Regions from separate parts of the Homo sapiens genome. Here region 2 is linked to region 1. Evidence: read pairs that join two places in POLR2A ChIA-PET (ENCODE). Cell type or tissue: OCI-LY7. All regions are shown on one strand. Links, peaks and the distances in the headings refer to the core of each region. The heading gives the core; the rest is flanking DNA. Region 1 has its middle 6.9 kb from the start of PYCR2. Region 2 overlaps SRP9 (signal recognition particle 9).

What was found. Peaks named below come from ENCODE experiments on the same cell type or tissue, not always from the same donor. Only the 100,000 strongest peaks of a DNase experiment are listed, where the experiment ranks them.
Region 2: POLR2A ChIA-PET joins it to region 1 with 5 read pairs; 22 of 35 experiments call an interaction of 5 or more read pairs at or near these places.

The regions. Positions count from the first base shown.
Region 1 is chr1:225,928,976-225,933,370 of GRCh38, forward strand. No RefSeq gene overlaps it. Among named protein-coding and RNA genes, the nearest start is that of PYCR2, 6.9 kb to the left of the region's middle. In OCI-LY7, for the core only: no CTCF peak of the experiment used is centred there; no DNase peak of the experiment used is centred there; H3K27ac peaks cover 483 bases.
Region 2 is chr1:225,778,680-225,783,074 of GRCh38, forward strand. The region is part of intron 1 of SRP9 (signal recognition particle 9); the gene reads left to right. Among named protein-coding and RNA genes, the nearest start is that of SRP9, 3.1 kb to the left of the region's middle. RefSeq lists an enhancer at 2,870-3,369. In OCI-LY7, for the core only: no CTCF peak of the experiment used is centred there; no DNase peak of the experiment used is centred there; H3K4me3 peaks cover 2,563 bases; H3K27ac peaks cover 515 bases.

The DNA of each region.
Region 1 (4,395 bases), core at 396-4,395:
GGCCTGCGCTTGTACTCCCAGCTACTCTGGTGGCGGATGCACAAGAATCGCTTGAACCCAGGAAGCGGTGGTTACAGTGAGCTGAGATCGTGCCACTGCACTTCAGCCTGGGCGACAGAGTGACACTCTGCCTCGAAAAAACAAAAAAGAAAGAGAACAAATGGAAAAACATTGTTTTCAATTCCACCACACAAAGATTTAGAACAAATGTGACCCTTTTGGAGAATAACTCTCTTCACTTCTTTTTCCCATGCAATAAGCACATTAAAACTTGATTTTGGCCGGGCGCAGTGGCTCATGCCTGTAATTCCAACACTTTGGAAGGCTGAGACAGGAGGATCACTTGAGCTCAGGAGTTTGAGACCATCCTGGGCAACATGGCAAAACCCTGTCTCTACCAAAAAATAAAAAAATAAAAATAAATAAATAATAAAAATAAAAAATTAGCCGAGTGTGGTGGTTCGTGCCTGTAGGCCCAACTACTCAGGAAGCTGAGGTGGCAGGATCACTTGAGCCTGGGAGGTGGAGGTTACAGTGAGCTAAGATCCTGCTACTGCACTCCAGCCTGAGCAAAAGGGTGAGACCCTGTCTCAAAAAAAAAAAGAAAAAGAAAAGAAAGAAAAAAAAGCAAACTATCGCAAGAACAAAAAACCAAACACCGCATGTTCTCACTCATAGGTGGCAATTGAACAATGAGAACACTTGGACACAGGAAGGGGAACATCACACACCAGGGCTTGTTGTGGGGTAGGGGGAGGGGGGAGGGATAGCATTAGGAGATATACCTAATGTAAATGATGACTTAATGGGTGCAGCACACCAACATGGCACATGTATACATATGTAACAAACCTGTACGTTGTGCACAAGTACCCTAGAACTTAAAGTATAATTAAAAAAAAAAGAAAGATAAGAAAAACTTTTTTTTTTTTTTGAGACGGAGTCTAGCTTTGTCACCCAGGCTGGAGTACAGTGGTGCAATCTCAGCACACTGCAACCTCTGCCTCCCAGGTTCAAGTAATTCTCCTGCCCCAGCCTCCTGAGGAGCTGGGACTACAGGTGTGCACCACCACACCCAGCTAATTTTTGTATTTTTAGTAGAGACGGGGTTTCACCGTGTTGGCCAAGCTGGTCTCGAACCCCTGACCTCAGGTGATCCACCCACCTTGGCCTCCCAAAGTGCTGGGATTACAAGCGTGAGCCACCATACCTGGCCAAAACCTTGATTTTTTTTTTTTTTTTTTTTTTGAGACAGAGTCTCGCTCTGTCGCCCCAGGCTGGAGTGCAGTGGCGGGATCTCAGCTCACTGCAAGCTCCGCCTCCCGGGTTCACACCATCCTCCTGCCTCAGCCTCCCGAGTAGCTGGGACTACAGGTGCCCACCACCACGCCTGGCTAATTTTTTTTGTTGTTTTGTTTTTTTTTTTTTTTAGTAGAGACAGAGTTTCACCATGTTAGCCAGGATGGTCTCCATCTCCTGACCTCGTGATCCACCCACCTCGGCCTCCCAAAGTGCTGGGATTACAGGCGTGAGCCATCGTGCCCAGCCAAAACCTTGGTTTTTAAAATAAGTATTTACTCATGCTGCATGGAAACAGGTGATATGCAAAAACCAAAATAATTTTGTTTTAGGATGGTGGGATTATGGGTGGTTTGCAATACATTAAAAATTATCTTTAATGTTATTTATTTATTTATTTATTTATTTATTTTTTGAGACAAGTTCTTGCTGTGTCACCCAGGCTAAAGTGTAGTGGCATCATCACAGCTCACTGCAGCCTCAACTTCCCAGGCTCAAACACTCCTCCCACTTCTGCCTGCCAAGTAGCTGGAACTACAACCACTACTCCTGGCTAATTTTTTGTATTTTTTAAAGTATAGATGATGGGGATGGTCTCACTATGTTGTACAGTTTGGTTTTGAACTCGCAGGCTCAAGCAATCTGCCTGCCTTGGCCTCCCAAAGCGCTGGCATTACAGGCTTGAGCCACTGCACCTGGCCCTTTATTTCATCTTTTAAGTGAAAAAAAATTGTAATTACATCCTACTTCTAATGGGATTTGGCTTACTGTCTGTATTAATTTTCTATTGCTGCTGTATTAATTCATCACAAATTTAGCTGCTTAAAATGAAACAACTTTATCTCACATTTTGTAGATTTAAAGTCTGAGTTTGAGGCCATGCTGGGCAATGTAGGGAGACCCCTGTCTTTACAAAAATTGTAAAAATTAGCCAGTATGGTGGTATGAGCCTGTAGTCCCAGCTACTTGGGGAGAGGGAGGTGGGAGGATCACTTGAGCCTGGGAGATAGAGGCTGCAGTGAGCTATGATCGTGCTTTACTCCAGTCTGGGTGGCAGTGAGACCCTGTCTTTAAAACAAAACAAAACAAAACAAAACAAAACAAGACAAAAAAACAGTCTGAGTAGCCTCAGCTGGTTTCTCTGCTCCAGGTCTCATAAAGACAAATCCCCATGTCAGCTGATAATCTGGGCTCTTATCTGGAGGCTCTGGGGGAGGATCCACCTTCAGACTCATTCAAGTGTTGGCAGAATTCGACTTCCATGTGGGTGTAGATCTGAGGTCCCCTTTCCTTGCTGGCTATCAGCTGGGAGTCAGCCCACCTTTTAGAGGCCACTCACATTCTCTAGCTCATGGCTTCCCTCATCTTCAGACCAGCAATGGCAGGGCAAGTCCTTCTCATGCTTCAGATCTCTTTGACCTCTCCCTTCTACCTCATCTCTCCTGCCTCCAGCCAGAGAAAGTTCTCTGCTTTGAAGGGCTCATGTGATTAGATTGGGCACACTCAGATAATCCACGATAATCTCCCTATTTTAAGGTTTGTAACCTTAATTACATCTGCAGAGTCCTTTTTGCTATGTAACATAACAGTCACAGGTTGCAAGGATTAGGGCCCAGGTGTCTTTGGGGAGAGCGTTCTGTCTACCACACTGTCTCCCTATCCTAATGAGCACGCCTTACATTTTGAAATGAAGCCAATCTCCTACATTTTTTTTTTTTTTTTAGCTCACACTCAGCCTGGTGTGAGCAGGCCCATCTTTGTCACTGATTGCATGTGACTGCCTGGGAATCCACAGATCTTTTAGAGCCACAGATACATCACTGTGTAACTGGTAGAGTTCTTCAGGTGGATATTGATATCCTTCTGGTACACAAAGCAACCATATGCCCTGGTATTTACAATACCCCAACTGGAAAATCTTGGCCCTCTTTAGACATTTTTTAGCTCTATTTTTCTTCTGTTATGATTTTAATTTTTTTTTTGAGACAGAGTCTGGCTCTGTCACCCAGGCTGGAGTGCAGTGGCACAATCTCGGCTCACTGCAACCTCCACCTCCCAGGTTCAAGTGATTCTCTACCTCAGCCTCCTGAGTAGCTAGGATCACAGGTGTGCACCACCATGCCCAGCTAATTTTTGTATTTTTAGTAGAGATGGGGTTTCACCATGTTGGCCAGGCTGGTCTAGAACTCCTTGGCCTAGAGCGATCTACCCGCCTCAGCCTCCCAAAGTGCTGGGATTACAGGCATGAGCCACCACACCCAGCCTATTTTTCTCTTATTATTTAGTTAGTATTAATTAGCTTTGCAGGTAAGAAATAGAGAGTCCTTTATCCCGAAGTACAGCCATGCCTCACTTAACAATGGGGATATTGGCCTGGTGCGGTGGTTCATGCCTGTAATCCCAGCATTTTGGGAGGCCAAAGTAGATGGATCATGAGGTCGGGAGTTGGAGACCAGCCTGGCCAAGATGGTGAAACCCTGCCTCTACTAAAAAATACAAAAATTAGCTGAGCGCGGTGGCGGGTACCTGTAATCCCAGCTACTTGGGAGGCTGAGGCAGGAGAATCGATTGAGTCTGGGAGGCGGAGTCTGCAGTGAGCTGAGATCACACCACTGCACTCTAGCCTGGGTGACAGAGCAAGACTCCAACTCAAAAAAAAAAAAAAAAAAAAACGATGGGGATGTGTTCTAAGAAATGCATTGTTAGGCGATTTCATTGCTGTGGAAACATCATGGAGCGCACTCACATAAACCTACACGGTGGAGTTTACTACACACCTAGACTATGTGGTGTAGCCTATTGCTCCTAGGCTACAAACCTGTGCAGCATATTACTGTACTGAATACTGTAGGCAATCGTAACACAATGGTAAGTATTTGTGTATCTAAACATACCTAAACATAGAGAAGATATAGTAGAAATATAGTGTAAAATATTTTAAAATGGCACAACATCTATAGGGCACTTGCCATGAATGGAGCTTGGAGGAGTGGAGGTTGCTTTGGGTGAGTCAGTGAGTGAGTAATGAGTGAATGTGAAGGCTTAGGACATTACTGTACACTACTGTAGACTTTATCAACACTGTATACTTAGCCT
Region 2 (4,395 bases), core at 223-4,222, 150 kb before region 1:
AAAAGCAAAGGAGTCCAAGTGATGGGAGTTTAGCATTCGGGTCTTACTTTTCGTCTCTTGAGGTTTTGGTTATTTTATTGTCATGTCTAAGAATTATTTGAAGCATCTTCGTGTTAATTAAAAGTTCTGCTTCTTTTTAGAACTCAGCATATTGAAGGGATTTTATACTGAAAACCTCAGACCTGGTTATGTATGATGCTTCTTTTGTTTTGTGTTTGTTGTAACTCAGTTATCTCTTTTATGCTGCATTCATTTCCCACTCTCGTGTTACTGACCCCAAGTTAAATTAGGTTCTGTGGGAGACACAAAGGTGAATGAGATTCCGTTCAACCCTTAAGGAGCTGGTATTATTGGAGGGTATTATAGATCCAGTGTATTGTGACTGTATCCCTCGGAGAAGAAAGAAAATTAAAAGCAGATAAAATCTCGGAAAACCGGGGCTCAGGATCTTTTTTTTTTTTTTTCAATAGTTTTATTTTTTTTGAGACGAAATCTCGCACTGTCGCCCGGACTGGAGTGCAATGGCTCAATCTCAGCTCGCTGCAACCTCCACTTCCTGGGTTCAAACGGTTCTCCTGCCTCAGCTTCCCGAGTAGCTAGGTTTACAGGCGCCTGCCACCACACCTGGCTAATTTTTTGTATTTTTAATAGAGGCGGGGTTTCACCATCTTGGCCAGGCTGGTCTGGAACTCCTGACCTCGTGATCCACCCGCGTTGGCCTCCCAAAGTGTTGGGATTACAGGTGTGAGCCACTGCGCCCAGCCCAGGGCTCAGGATTTACTGTGTGAAACTATTGATGATCATTAAGTAATATGAATTATGTTTTAAGTGTATGCAGTGAGCTGGTAACCTGTAACTCCAATGCCACATACAGTTTATAGTGCATATAAGTTTAAAGTGTGCAGCAAGAAATGTTGATAATTATGATTAAAAATAGTATTAGACCCACAGAAAGACCTAGCTAAGTAACAAGCTGTAAAACATACTTCTATTTTTTACAATAAAATGATACAATAATAAATGATGGAAATTGTATTTTTTAAATTGAGTAATTTGTTTATAACACTGGTGACTTCTGGTTGCTTCATTTGGTTAGCTTCCCTTGTTGGCAGGGTCATTTGTTTCTTCATTCAGACAATGCTACTCTGAGACCACACAGGACTTTTATCCAGAAGTACCCACAGTATAAACTAAAAATACTTGAGACAACAGTAAAGAATATATAAATTCACATCAAGAGTAACTGTACTGTAAGAATGTGATGGCAGTGGTAGGGAAAATGAAAATAATTAGAGCATCACTGTGAGCAAAGCATGTCTAGAATAGACAAGAAAGAGAATATTTCACCTCTTACCCAGTCAGAAAATTGCAGTTGGCACAGGCTGGAGTGCAGTGGCACAAATCACAGTTCGCTGCACCATTGAACTGGGCTCGAGTGATCCTCCCACCTCAGCCTCCTGAGTAGCTGAGACTACAGACATGCCACCATGCCTGCCTAATTTTTTTTTTTTTTTTTTTTTTTTTTAAAGACGGGGCTCTTGCTTTGTTGCCCAGGTTGGTCTTAAATCCTTGCCTCAGGTGATTCTCCTGCCTCAGCTTCCCAAGTAGCTGGGATTACAGACACAAGCCATGGCGCCTGGCTTGACTGATATGTTGAGAGGGGAGAGGATGAGTGTAGAGGAAGAGCTTAACAGTTTTTTTTGTTTGTTTGTTTTCCAAGATGGAGTTTTGTTCTTGTTGCCCAGGCTGGAGGGCAGTGGCGCCATCTTGGCTCACTGCAACCTCCGCCTCTACGTGACAGGCATTTTACATATGTTTATATGTTACAGGCATTTAATATATATTTATGTGTGTTTACATAGATTTATACATAATATATGAACAATTACAGCAACCCATCAAAGTATATAAATGAATGATTTTATATCTGTTAAGTGATATACCTAGTTTCTTGAGAGATTAAGATGAAATTTGGACCCAGATCTTTGAACCCCAAGTCCATTCTCTTTCTGCTAGGGCTAAAGAACAAATTTTGTCAGGTCTCTGGAATCTGTTTTCCAAAATTCTCTGTCTTCTCTCCGCAACACATTTAACCTGTTGATTATACCCAGTATCTTTTTACCACTCTGTCTTGTATTGCTGTAATTGAAGATGGCATTACCACTGGATTATGTAATAACCTCTTTGTTGGTCTGTCAGCCTTTTTAGTTCCTTAACACTCTTGCCACAACTGTCTAAAAAACAAAAGTTGAATTCTTCATCTCCTGCTTAAAAACTGGCTCTTTGATAACTGGATATAGTCCCAACTCCCAGTCACAGTCTGACCCATCTCCAGTCTTTCTGGCTTTGTCTCACCATTTTCATGATCTTCAGCTCTAGTCTCATGAAGCTACCGGATTGTATCCTTGTTCAGAATGATTTTTAGCCTTTCTTCTGCCTTCTTCTATAAGGTTAAAACAAAAAAAGCATTTCAAAGCCACCTCCTTTTTTAGACTTTCCTTTTTCCCAGTCTAAGTTACTTGTTTTCTCTCTTTAGCATTTTATCTGTATATCCCTTTATAGGACTTAATTCATTCTGTCCTTGTGTTTTGGTTATTTTTGGTAAAGAACCTTGATTTTTCTTTCTTTATGGCATCTGACATGGTGACTTGGCACCCTCTAAATTACCAAATGGACCCTTTTATAAACACGATTGGCCTTTTTTCTTTTCTTTTTCTTTTTTTTTTTTTTTTTTTTTGAGACAGAGTTTTGCTTTTGTTGTCCAGGCTGGAGTGCAGTGGTGCAATCTCAGCTCACTGCAACCTCCGCCTCCCGAGTTCAAGCGATTCTCCTGCCTCAGCCTCCCGAGTAGCTGGGATTACAGACACCCACCACCATGCCCAGCTAATTTTTGTATTTTTAGTAGAGACGGGGTTTCACCATGTTGGCCAGACTGGTCTCGAACTCCTGACCTCGTGAGTGAACTCCTGCCCTCCCAAAGTGCTGGGATTATAGGCATGAGCCACTGCACCCAGCCATGATTGGCCTTTTAACTCTCATTTCTCCTAAATGAAACCAGTGAGTGTTCCTTTAACTGAGAGTTAAAACTTCACATAGTTGTCATGCTTAGTATATTTTTAAGTGTTTCGTTTCTAGAGAACTGAATTTTTAAAATGTGTAAAACTGAATTTACTAGATAAATAAATAGAATCAGGTATTCTAAAGATAATTAACCTAGTTACTACTATTTATACCTGCTTAAATGCTTGATGAGTTCCCTTTCCTCCTTCACTCAGACAAATCGCATATAGTGATGTAACTTTTTTTTTTCAGTCTCAGGAATGCAAAGACCGTAATGGGGAAAGCTGTAGGTTGCAGTTCCATTAGCCCTTTTTATTTAGTTTCCAGAATTGTCTTGAGGCCTCTGGTGCTAGATTGTAACCATTTTAAAATTATGTTTCTGTTCTGGCTTGTAGATAAGTAGCAGTTTTTATTTTATTTTATTTTATTTATTTATTTTTTTTGAAATGGAGTCTCGCTCTGTCCCCAGGCTGGAGTGCAATGGTGCGATCTCGGCTCACTGCAAGCTCCACCTCCCTGGTTCACACCATTCTCTTGCCTCAGCCTCCCGATTAGCTGGGACTGCAGGCACTCATCACCACGCCCGGCTAATTTTTTGTATTTTTTAGTAGAGACGGGGTTTCACCGTGTTAGCCAGGATGGTCTCAATCTCCTGACTTTATGATCCACCCGCCTTGGCCTCCCAAAGTGCTGAGATTACAGGCGTGAGCCACCGCGCCTGGCCGATACTTAGCAGTTTTTAAAACAGCTAGCTAAACAAGAGTTACTGATACTGGTTAGGGAAAAACTGCGATACACTGTGCTTGAATCCATCACTGAAAAAAAATAATGTTCGTGGAAGTGTTCTTGGGAGATGTCTTATAGGAATATGCTAATATCTAAATGCCTTGGCAATCTGTAGAATATTGAACATAAAGTATTGTGTAACATGGAACTTCAGTATAGGAGTTATTCTGGTTTTTGGAAAAGTTGTTGGTGGAGACTTCAAGGCAGAATTCTGCTTTTATGTAATAATGCGTTATGTTCTACCTTCGTGATAAAGACCTGATTTTGCTGAATATTTTAGTCTGAATCTGCTTGCTAAGATTTGTGGAAAAATGGAAAGTGTGAGTTGCACTGACCTGCAGCACTGTTTGCTAATGAATGGATTTGGACTTTTTAACTAGCCATTTCTGCTAAATGTTTTCCTCCCTTTCCTGTCATTCCTCTGTGGCTAGGTGTGTTGGTGTATATTCTTATTGGCAAGAAATGCCACCTTATAAGTCTCACAGACATTCCCTGAATGTGGATGTGTTTTGAGAATGTTCAGTACATCTCTTCAAACTGGCTGCAAAT